Linked DNA regions of Homo sapiens: region 1 is linked to region 2. Evidence: read pairs that join two places in POLR2A ChIA-PET (ENCODE). Cell type or tissue: A673. All regions are shown on one strand. Links, peaks and the distances in the headings refer to the core of each region. The heading gives the core; the rest is flanking DNA. Region 1 has its middle 33 kb from the start of CSRNP3. Region 2 overlaps CSRNP3 (cysteine and serine rich nuclear protein 3).

Region 1 (4,394 bases), core at 319-4,318, 190 kb before region 2:
GAGATTAAGTAACATTAATAATTTGAACACTAGAAGAGAATGTGTGTGCCAGAATAGAAAATGGAACCTATTTTATTAGGTAGCTAAGTCATGAAAATCTTAACCTGTTTCAGCTTTGAAGACTTATTGTAGCAAATAGTAAGAACCCAAAAACAAAGGTTCGGCTGGAATCTAGCATCAGGTGTGTTACAGTTTTCCTTTGAAACACTATTCTCTCTTCCTATAATCTTTCTCAACCAAGGAGAAATAATAATAAGACCAATTTATATACAAAATAAGTTTTAGGCTTATTATATTAGGCCTCATTATTTGCATAATGTGCCACACGAATAGTCATTGGCCATGTAGGCTCTTTTTAAAGTTAGTTTTGCTGGAAATTTGCCTGAAAATATGTTGTTCTGGTCAAAGCCTTGGTAAAATAACCAGCATCTCCAATTGTGACCTGTTTCAAAAGAAAACACATTCTTACTGAATTTATGCAAATAACTATATTGCCATAAAATAAGAATACTCACAAGTAATTTCCACATTTTGGAGAACTCAATTAGAGAGAAAGGTAAATTCTGTTCACAAAAGTACACTTTACAATCAGAGTAGCAGCCTTCTGAACAGGATGTTGTCCATTCACCTTGGAACTGCCATCCACAAACCAAGCAACCCTTTGTCAGTCAGGTGAGAGCTGTTTATCAGGCACGGTAGGAGCCAGCAGCTCCTCCCCAGGTTCCAGAGTCAGTCCTAGAGAAAAAGAGGCTCCCTGCTCATGAGTATCTCCTTTTGAATTCCCCAGGCAGGATGATCCTATATAAACTATTCCCATTTTATGATGGAACCCTCTGGACACTGCTATCCCTCTTACAGTGTTTCTCTGACATCATCCCAGACAGCATGGGTATTTCAGATGTCAGATCATTTTATGTCCTCCAGTGACAGGGATGGTTTCAGTTAATGTCCCATAGCAAGGCAGTAAATTCTTCTCAAGTGGAAATTCTCTAGTTCAAAGTCCCATTAGTTGTCTTTGGGAAGCACTCACAGGGTTTTGCCATAAGCCCCAGTAAACATTCCTCAAAGGGCTATTAAGTGGAGAATTTGTCCCTACCAGCACTTCAGCTTCTACTCTACACCCTGTGAGCTTGGAAAATTTTACTGGTTCTCATTTAGCATGTCTAATTAATATTGCTTGAAGGGCAGATTTATATATCTTCTGTTTTATAGTATCAGGTAAGTGAAACATCCTCCAGTCAAATACAATATCTATTTTCCTAAAGCCTTTAGGTAAAGGAGTCAAGACTACTTCATGTTAAGCTTGTTTAAACATTCCAACTTCGATAATCCTATCAGCCCTTACATTTTTATGTTCTGGTCCCAAGAAACTTTTTCTTTTCACCCCCAGACCATTTTATCCTCTCTGGTGAAAAAGGATTTGGGTTCCCAGCAGGGGGTTGAGCTGAGACTTTGGCCCTTTTGTCAATCTTTATCTGGATTAACCTGCCTCAATATTGCCTCAGGCAATTTTTGGTCAGCTTTCTCATTGCAATCTTTGCCTTTGGATTTCTTAAAAAATAACATCTCTCTGGGGTAAAGACAGAAAACTGGTTTGGAGCCCTTTAATGTTGGGAGACCAGCAGGAGCTCCCTTTGGTCCACCCAACCTTCAGTGGTGTTATACTAAAAGCTTTGTTTTAACCTCATAAATTTCCATTTTATTTATATCATTTCTTAATATCCCTCTAAAGATTTTCCCTGCCCTGGGACAAGTCCCATGACTCTCCTCCTTCTTTTCCATTTTTTGCGTTAATTACCCTAATGTTTTATTAGCATCTGTAAGACCTATGAGGGGAAGCTGAGACAGCAAATTTGATAAGGCTTCCCAAACTGTTGTGCCATGGAGAAGGGGCCCCCTCAACCACAGCATTTATCACCTGGGTAAGAGGCATATTTAATGGGCTAATATCCCAGTCATTATACAGCCAGTCCCCCATGGTTTGTATATGAAACGTATCAGCTGCCTCATCTGGGGTGCTCCACTTGGCATTTATAAGGGAGTTGGTAGTCCCCCTTCTCGGGATAAATAGATATTACAGTGGCTTTTATCCAGTTCACCCAGCTGGCTGCCCCCTCAGGATTAACCTCCTGTGTGTCTCAATTACACATACCGGTCCACGATTGTTCAATAGTGAGCTGTGGGTTCTGCATCAACTCAAACATGTTTTTCCACTCTGCAGCATTTAAAATCAAAGATATTGCCCCTAAGTTAGCTACACTCACAGTCCATTTTAGTAAAGGTTCCTTAGGAAGCCGGTGATAAACTGGTGATCTGTAACATAAAATGGGACAATTCGTTAATATTACACCCTTTGGTTTCAATACTGTTTTGCCCTTTCCCCACACTGACTACATTCTTGGTAACCACAGGTCTCAGAGGTACTTTCTGTTGCCCTGGCATAATTTTCCCCTTTGTGGGTAGCTTTGAGGCTAGTGACCTGAGCTCAGGCAGATTCACATCTGAGCTTGGTCCATTCTCAAGGCCCAATCCAAAACTTTTTTACTTTCATTTTAGCTATTATAGATAACAATAACCGAGGGATTAAATATTTTGCTGTTTCCTTATTAGTCCACATTTCCTTATGCATCCAGTGAACCAACTCCCCAGGAGTTGGACCCATCTCTAAATTTTTCTGGTGCCCTTTATCTTTCGTAACTGAATGCAGCCCAGCTGCAGCTCCATACCATGGGTGACCACCTGGCCACCCAGGAATCAAAGGTTCCTAATTCCCCACACTTTTATCTTTTCTCTTTCTAGCCATTTAGTTTTATTTATATTATTTTCCCCTTTATTTTGAGGCAACCTTTAAATAGCTTCTCAACTAGACAAAATTACTTTTCCTTCAGCAAAAACCACATCCTCATGTTTTTTTAAAATTAAATTTCACCAAAAACACATCTTACTTTCTTTAGACACTGTGTATGTAGAACAGTTTCTTATATTTGGTAGCTTTAATTACATATAGTAATTATTAGTAGCTCTTAGTAACTTTTATTTCCCATGAAAAAACAAGGATTTCTTAATTAAACATAAAATAACTTCAAGTTTTTGTTTTGTTTTTTTTTGTTTTTTTTGAGACGGAGTCTCCCTCTGTCACCCAGAGGCTGGAGTGCAGTGGCGCGATCTAGGCTCATTGAAAACTCTGCCTCCAGGGTTCATGCCATTCTCCTGCCTCAGCCTCCCGAGTAGCTGGGACTACAGGCACCTGCCACCATGCCCGGCTAATTTTTTGTATTTTTAGTAGAGACGGGGTTTCAGCGTGTTAGCCAGGATGGTCTCAATCTCCTGACCTCATGATCTGCCCGCCTCGGCCTCCCAAAGTGCTGGAATTACAGGCGTGAGCCACCGCACCTGGCCAACTTTAAAATTTTAAATTACTAGAGCGAATTTAGAAACCATTGTATTTACCAAAGATTATTAAAGTCACATGAACTAAAAAGCATTTGAGCTAGATTCTATTACATAAAATATTTGGTTTAAGCACTTACTTTTCTTTAAGCCAATTGATTAGAGTTTTTTTCATGTAATTTGGTAGTAAAATATCGCATATACATGACACATATAAACACACAGACATACAGACACACAGGCAGAGGCAGATATTATAGATTCATAATATTTTTCATTTGCCAGTTTTTAAATCATTTCTCTAACTTTAGAATATTAATCTCCTGGTTATCTGTTCCATGCCCCAAACAATTGTTAGCAAGGCAACTCAATTTGCATCTCCAAAGACATGCTCTTAGGTGAAACAAGGTAGAAAATGTATAACTCAGAGGCATAGAACTTGAATCTAAACAAAGACAAGGTGTGTTATATAAACGTAAAGCCATTTTATTCCTCATAAAGTACCATTCCAGACATACCAGACAAGAATTAGCATGATTTAACCATTATATACTTATTTACTCAATAAAATTTTAGCAAATGTGAGATGAAATCACTTTGTATAATCTGTAAAACCATATTAAATACTTACTGGTATGATAAACACTCTTCTACTCAGTTCAAGCTGCTGTAACAGAATACCGTAGACTGGGTGGCTTCAACAACAGAAATTAGTTACAGAGACTGTGAAGTCCAACATCAAAGGCACAGGCAGGCTGGGCATGGTGGTTCACGCCTGTTAAGCCCACCACTTTGGGAGACTGAGGTGGAGGATCACTTGAGGCCAGGAGTTCAAGACCCACCTGGCCATCATGCAAAAACCCCATCTCTACCAAAAATACAAAAATTAGCTGGGTGTGGTGGCACACACCTGTAGCCCCAGCCACTCAAGAGGCTGAGGCATAAGAATTGCTTGAACCTGGGAGGCAGAGGTTGCAGTGAGCCAAGATTGCACCACTATACTT
Region 2 (4,394 bases), core at 252-4,251:
ATTGGAGTCCCAGTCTGACTGTGAAGCCGGCAACTGCATCACACTGCCCCTCAGATATATGTGCCACATTGTGTTTTTAGAGAAGTCATGCAGAACAACTGAAATAATGTGACAGTCCAAGAGATCTCATTTCAAATCGTGACTCCCATCATTTTGGTTGTGTCCTAGGCAGGTTACTAAATGAGCTCATTTCCTCATCTGCAAAATGGGACCAGTGAGCCTTTCTTTCATTCAGTAAGTATTTACTGAGCACTTCCTATGTGCCTGGCATACTTCTAGGTATTGGATATGGCAGGGAGTGAGACAGGCACTACCCGGTTCTCAAAGAACCAACATTTGGGTAAGGAGACAGGTAACAAATATACATAACATGTAGTTGTAAGTGCTCTTTAAAAAAAAAAGTGCCAGGCACGGTGGCTCATGCCTGTAATCCCAGCACTTTGGGAGGCCAAGGTGGGTGGATCATCTGAGGTCAGGAGTTCGAGACCAGCCTGGCAACATGGCAAAACCCTGTCTCTAATAAAAAAAAAAAAAAGGAAAAGTTAGCTGAGCGTGGCGGCAGGTGCTTGTAATCCCAGCTACTTGGGAAGCTGAGACAGGAGAATTGCTTGAACCTGGGAGGCAGAGGTTGCAGTGAGCTGAGATCATGCCACTGCACTCCCACCTCAGCAACAGAGTGAGATTCTGTCAAAAAAAAAGAAAAGAAAAAAGAAACGAAAAATATGAGGCCAGGCATGGTGACTCACACCTGCAATCCTAGCACTTTGGGAGGCTGAGGTCAGGAGTTCGAGACCATCCTGGCCAACATGGTAAAACCCTGTCTCTACTAAAAGTACAAAAATTAGCCTGGTGCAGAGGCGGGCACCTATAATCCCAGCTACTCGGCAGGCTGAGGCAGGAGAATCGCGTGAACTCGGGGCAGAGGTTGCAGTGAGCCGAGATCACACCACTGCACTCCAAAACTCCATCTCAAAAAAAAAAAAAGAAAAGAAAAAAATGACTGGGCACAGTGGCTCACACCTGTAATCCTAGCACTTTGGGAGGCTGAGGTGGGTGGATTGCCTGAGGTCAGGAGTTTGAGACCAGCCTGGCCAACCTGGTGAAACCCTGTCTCTCCTAAAAATACAAAAATTAGCCCAGCATGGTGGTGGGTGCCTATAATCCCAGCTACTTGGGAGGCTGAGGCAGGAGAATCGCTTGAACTCAGGGGGCGGAGGTTGCAGTGAGCCGAGATCATGCCACTTCACTCCAACCTGGGCAAAAGAGTGAAACTCCTTCTCAGAAAAAAAAAAAAGAGAAGAGAGAAGAGATAGTGAAAGAAATGAGGGTAAGAAAAGGCTTTGCCAGTAAGGTGAAACTTAAGCAGAGACTCAAATGAAGTAAGGGAAGGAGTGAGATGGACATCTAAGGTAAGAATATTCCAGGCAAAAGGGCAAATACAAATACAAAGGTCCAAAGGCTGGATTTAATAACTAGCTCAAAAGCTTGTAATAAGTTAATCCTTACCGTGTATATGGATTGGTGTACTGCAGGTACATAAACACCTTATTTCCCCCTTCAAAGTACTGCTAACATTCCGTATTTCCTTGTCCAAAGCATGAGATAAATATTTGAGAGCAGAGCATTTCTAAAAGCTTACTGTTTTGCTTCATTGCTATAACATGCAGTTTCTTTTGCCACTCTCCAAGCAGGTCAGTACAGACTGCCTGTTGCTGCTACCTCGTGTTCTGCCACCTTTCATGGCTGCTGCCCTCTCCTCTTGGTACCCAGTGGCCAAATGACTTCACCCCAGTGTGGACCACCCTTTCTCATAGGTGAAAGCTCTTGACTCTTCCATACTTTTAAATGTAAGGATAAAATTACTTATATTCTTCGCAAACCAAGAAATATCCACATGCCTACCTATGGTTTTCCGTACCCTCAATTACTTCTCATTTTCTCAAGAACACAATGAACAGATCCTTTTTCCTTTCTGTAGTTGAACCTCCTTCACCATCCTGTAGCCTTGTTGCTGGCCTCGTTTCTCATGGGATACACATTGCTTATTCCAGCTTTGTGCTTTTATTTACTTTAGAGAAGGTTAGTTCTTGATGGCTGCCTTTGAACTCCTTCACTCTCCATTTGATTGTTCTCTTTGGTCCCTGCTGGTTATCTTAGATTTTCTATTAATGCATCCCCTTTTCCCACTCAATATTTGACTACTATGGAAACCTTGTGGGGAGCTGCACAACTAAGCTTGTTGTCTCCGCTCAATATTCTTCTCCCTCTGGCCTGAGAATACCTTTACCTCTGAAGCATGCCTACTCATTTCCTCTTTATAGCAGGTACAGTAATTTTCCTGCCATTTTCTTGATTTCTCTATTGTCTCTGCTGGGTAGCTTGTTTTTCTTTGCCTTGTTCTTCTTTCCATTACCTGAAATCCTTTGCTATCTCCCCTGGAAGCTCTTTTGCACTGACTGCTCTTTCTATTATAGCCACAGGCAGCTTTTCTGAGTTCTTTTCTCTTTCGTTCTGGGCCCTTGAAGTAGGCATAGCTTACTTTTACTGGGAAATAATTCATGTCAGTCTGCTAGAGATAGCCTTTTCTGCCTCTTTAAAAGAACGCACTGATACTCTCTCGTCATTGCATCCATTCTTCTCCCCTCACATTGCACTGATTGCATGAGTCATATGCAAACCATGTTTCTGGTGCCCTCCACTACTAGATATAACTCACTTCTACCTAAACAAAACTCTCTGTCCACTGAATCACACTTCTTCCTCTTGTCACATGACCTTACTCTCACAATCGACTCCTCCCACCATTAGTAACTATGGTTGAAAAGATGTCCTTATTTGTTCTTCACCACCCAGAGACATGGTCAGAGCATGCATTTTTCTCATTCATGAATGAGGAACTATGCTCAGAGATGTTACACATGTTCCTCCCACAGTACACAGTCAATAAATGGAGAGCTGCCTCTTGAACCCATTCTTCAGTAGACTCGTTTTCTCTCCAGTGCCCTGCTATATATATCCCAGCAAATTGTACTGGAGCTGTTAATGCTTCGAAATGTTTGCTAAAACAAGCAAAAAATTCCCATGAAGCCATAGTTGAATTCCTGAAGAGAATGGTTAGTTTTTAGCCCCAGCCTGTCCAGCGGAATTGCCACAGAATTATCCTACCAGCCCTACTCTGGCATGATTTTATACCAAATCATATCCAAACCTTATATTTCATTGCTTACTCTTGTTTAGTATGTTCTTATTACAAATGAGCCCTGAGGGATAGGCTCCAGAGATTCCCCAACCCCTACTACAAACATACTCTTCTTTTAGATCTACTCTTTCTTGATACACCATTTTGTGCCTTTTTCCCCCTTTTCTACTTCTTGTGTCTTCTTTTGCAGACCAATGTATCACAGGTTTTCAATTGCTTTCTGTACTTATTATCTGCAACATTTCTCCTCATAGACTAGTGGTTCTCAAAGTATAGACCTGAAATAAAAACATCAGTATTGGCTGGGCACAGTGGTTCACACCTGTAATCCCAGCACTTTGGGAGGCCGAGGGGGGCAGATTACCTGAGGTCAGGAGTTCAAGACCAGCCTGGCCAACGTGGTGAAACCCCGTCTCTACTAAAAATACAAAAATTAGCTGGGCGTGGTGGTGGGCGCCTATAATCCCAGCTACTCCGGAGGCTGAGGCAGGAGAATCGCTTGAACCTGGGAGGCGGAGGTTGCAGTGAGGCGAGATGGCGCCATCACACTCCAGCCTGGACAATGAGAGCAAAACTCTGTCTCCAAAAAAAATAAATCAGTATCCTGTGGGAACCACCAAATCAGAAACACTAGGGATGAGGGGGCCGGGCACAGTGGCTCGTGCCTGTAATCCCAGCTTTTGGGAGGCCAAGGCGGGAGGATTACTTGAGCCCAGGAGTTTCAGACCAGCCTGGGCAACATAGTGAGATCCCATCTCTATTAAATAAAAATTCAAAGAAAGAAAAAGAAACACTAAGGATGGGGCCTAAAAGTCTGTGCTTTTAAACAAGTCTTTCAGGTGGTAGAATTTTGGAACCAGGTAGTACAGGCTCTTTATCTCCTCCCTAAATCTGTGGAAGAAAAATTGGTTACAGTGGGAATATTTACACTATGGAAATTGATAAACACTACAAATCAGGGTAAGAGCCATGTGTTAAACATTTTCCAGCATATGACTGCTGCCGGCAATTCTGATACAAAGTTTGAGAACATTTTCACAGATAATCTCTGAAACTCACCCTGCTCAAGGGAAATAGTCTGTGCTCCACTTCCACAGGCTCCCACCAAGTTGTTCTCCTGACATCACTCCCTCTTTCCTGCTTCAGGTTCTGCGTACAGATAGAGGACAAGAGTACACCCTCACTGTTTGCCTCT

The links. Peaks named below come from ENCODE experiments on the same cell type or tissue, not always from the same donor. Only the 100,000 strongest peaks of a DNase experiment are listed, where the experiment ranks them.
Region 1: POLR2A ChIA-PET joins it to region 2 with 8 read pairs; 2 of 35 experiments call an interaction of 5 or more read pairs at or near these places.

What each region holds. Positions count from the first base shown.
Region 1 is chr2:165,434,351-165,438,744 of GRCh38, forward strand. No RefSeq gene overlaps it. Among named protein-coding and RNA genes, the nearest start is that of CSRNP3, 33 kb to the right of the region's middle. In A673, for the core only: no CTCF peak of the experiment used is centred there; no DNase peak of the experiment used is centred there.
Region 2 is chr2:165,624,943-165,629,336 of GRCh38, forward strand. The region is part of intron 4 of CSRNP3 (cysteine and serine rich nuclear protein 3); the gene reads left to right. LOC124906085 (a long non-coding RNA gene) reads right to left here. Exons shown (of 3, transcript XR_007087279.1): 2 at 4,259-4,348. Among named protein-coding and RNA genes, the nearest start is that of CSRNP3, 160 kb to the left of the region's middle. In A673, for the core only: no CTCF peak of the experiment used is centred there; a DNase peak (open chromatin) is centred at 2,729; H3K27ac peaks cover 673 bases.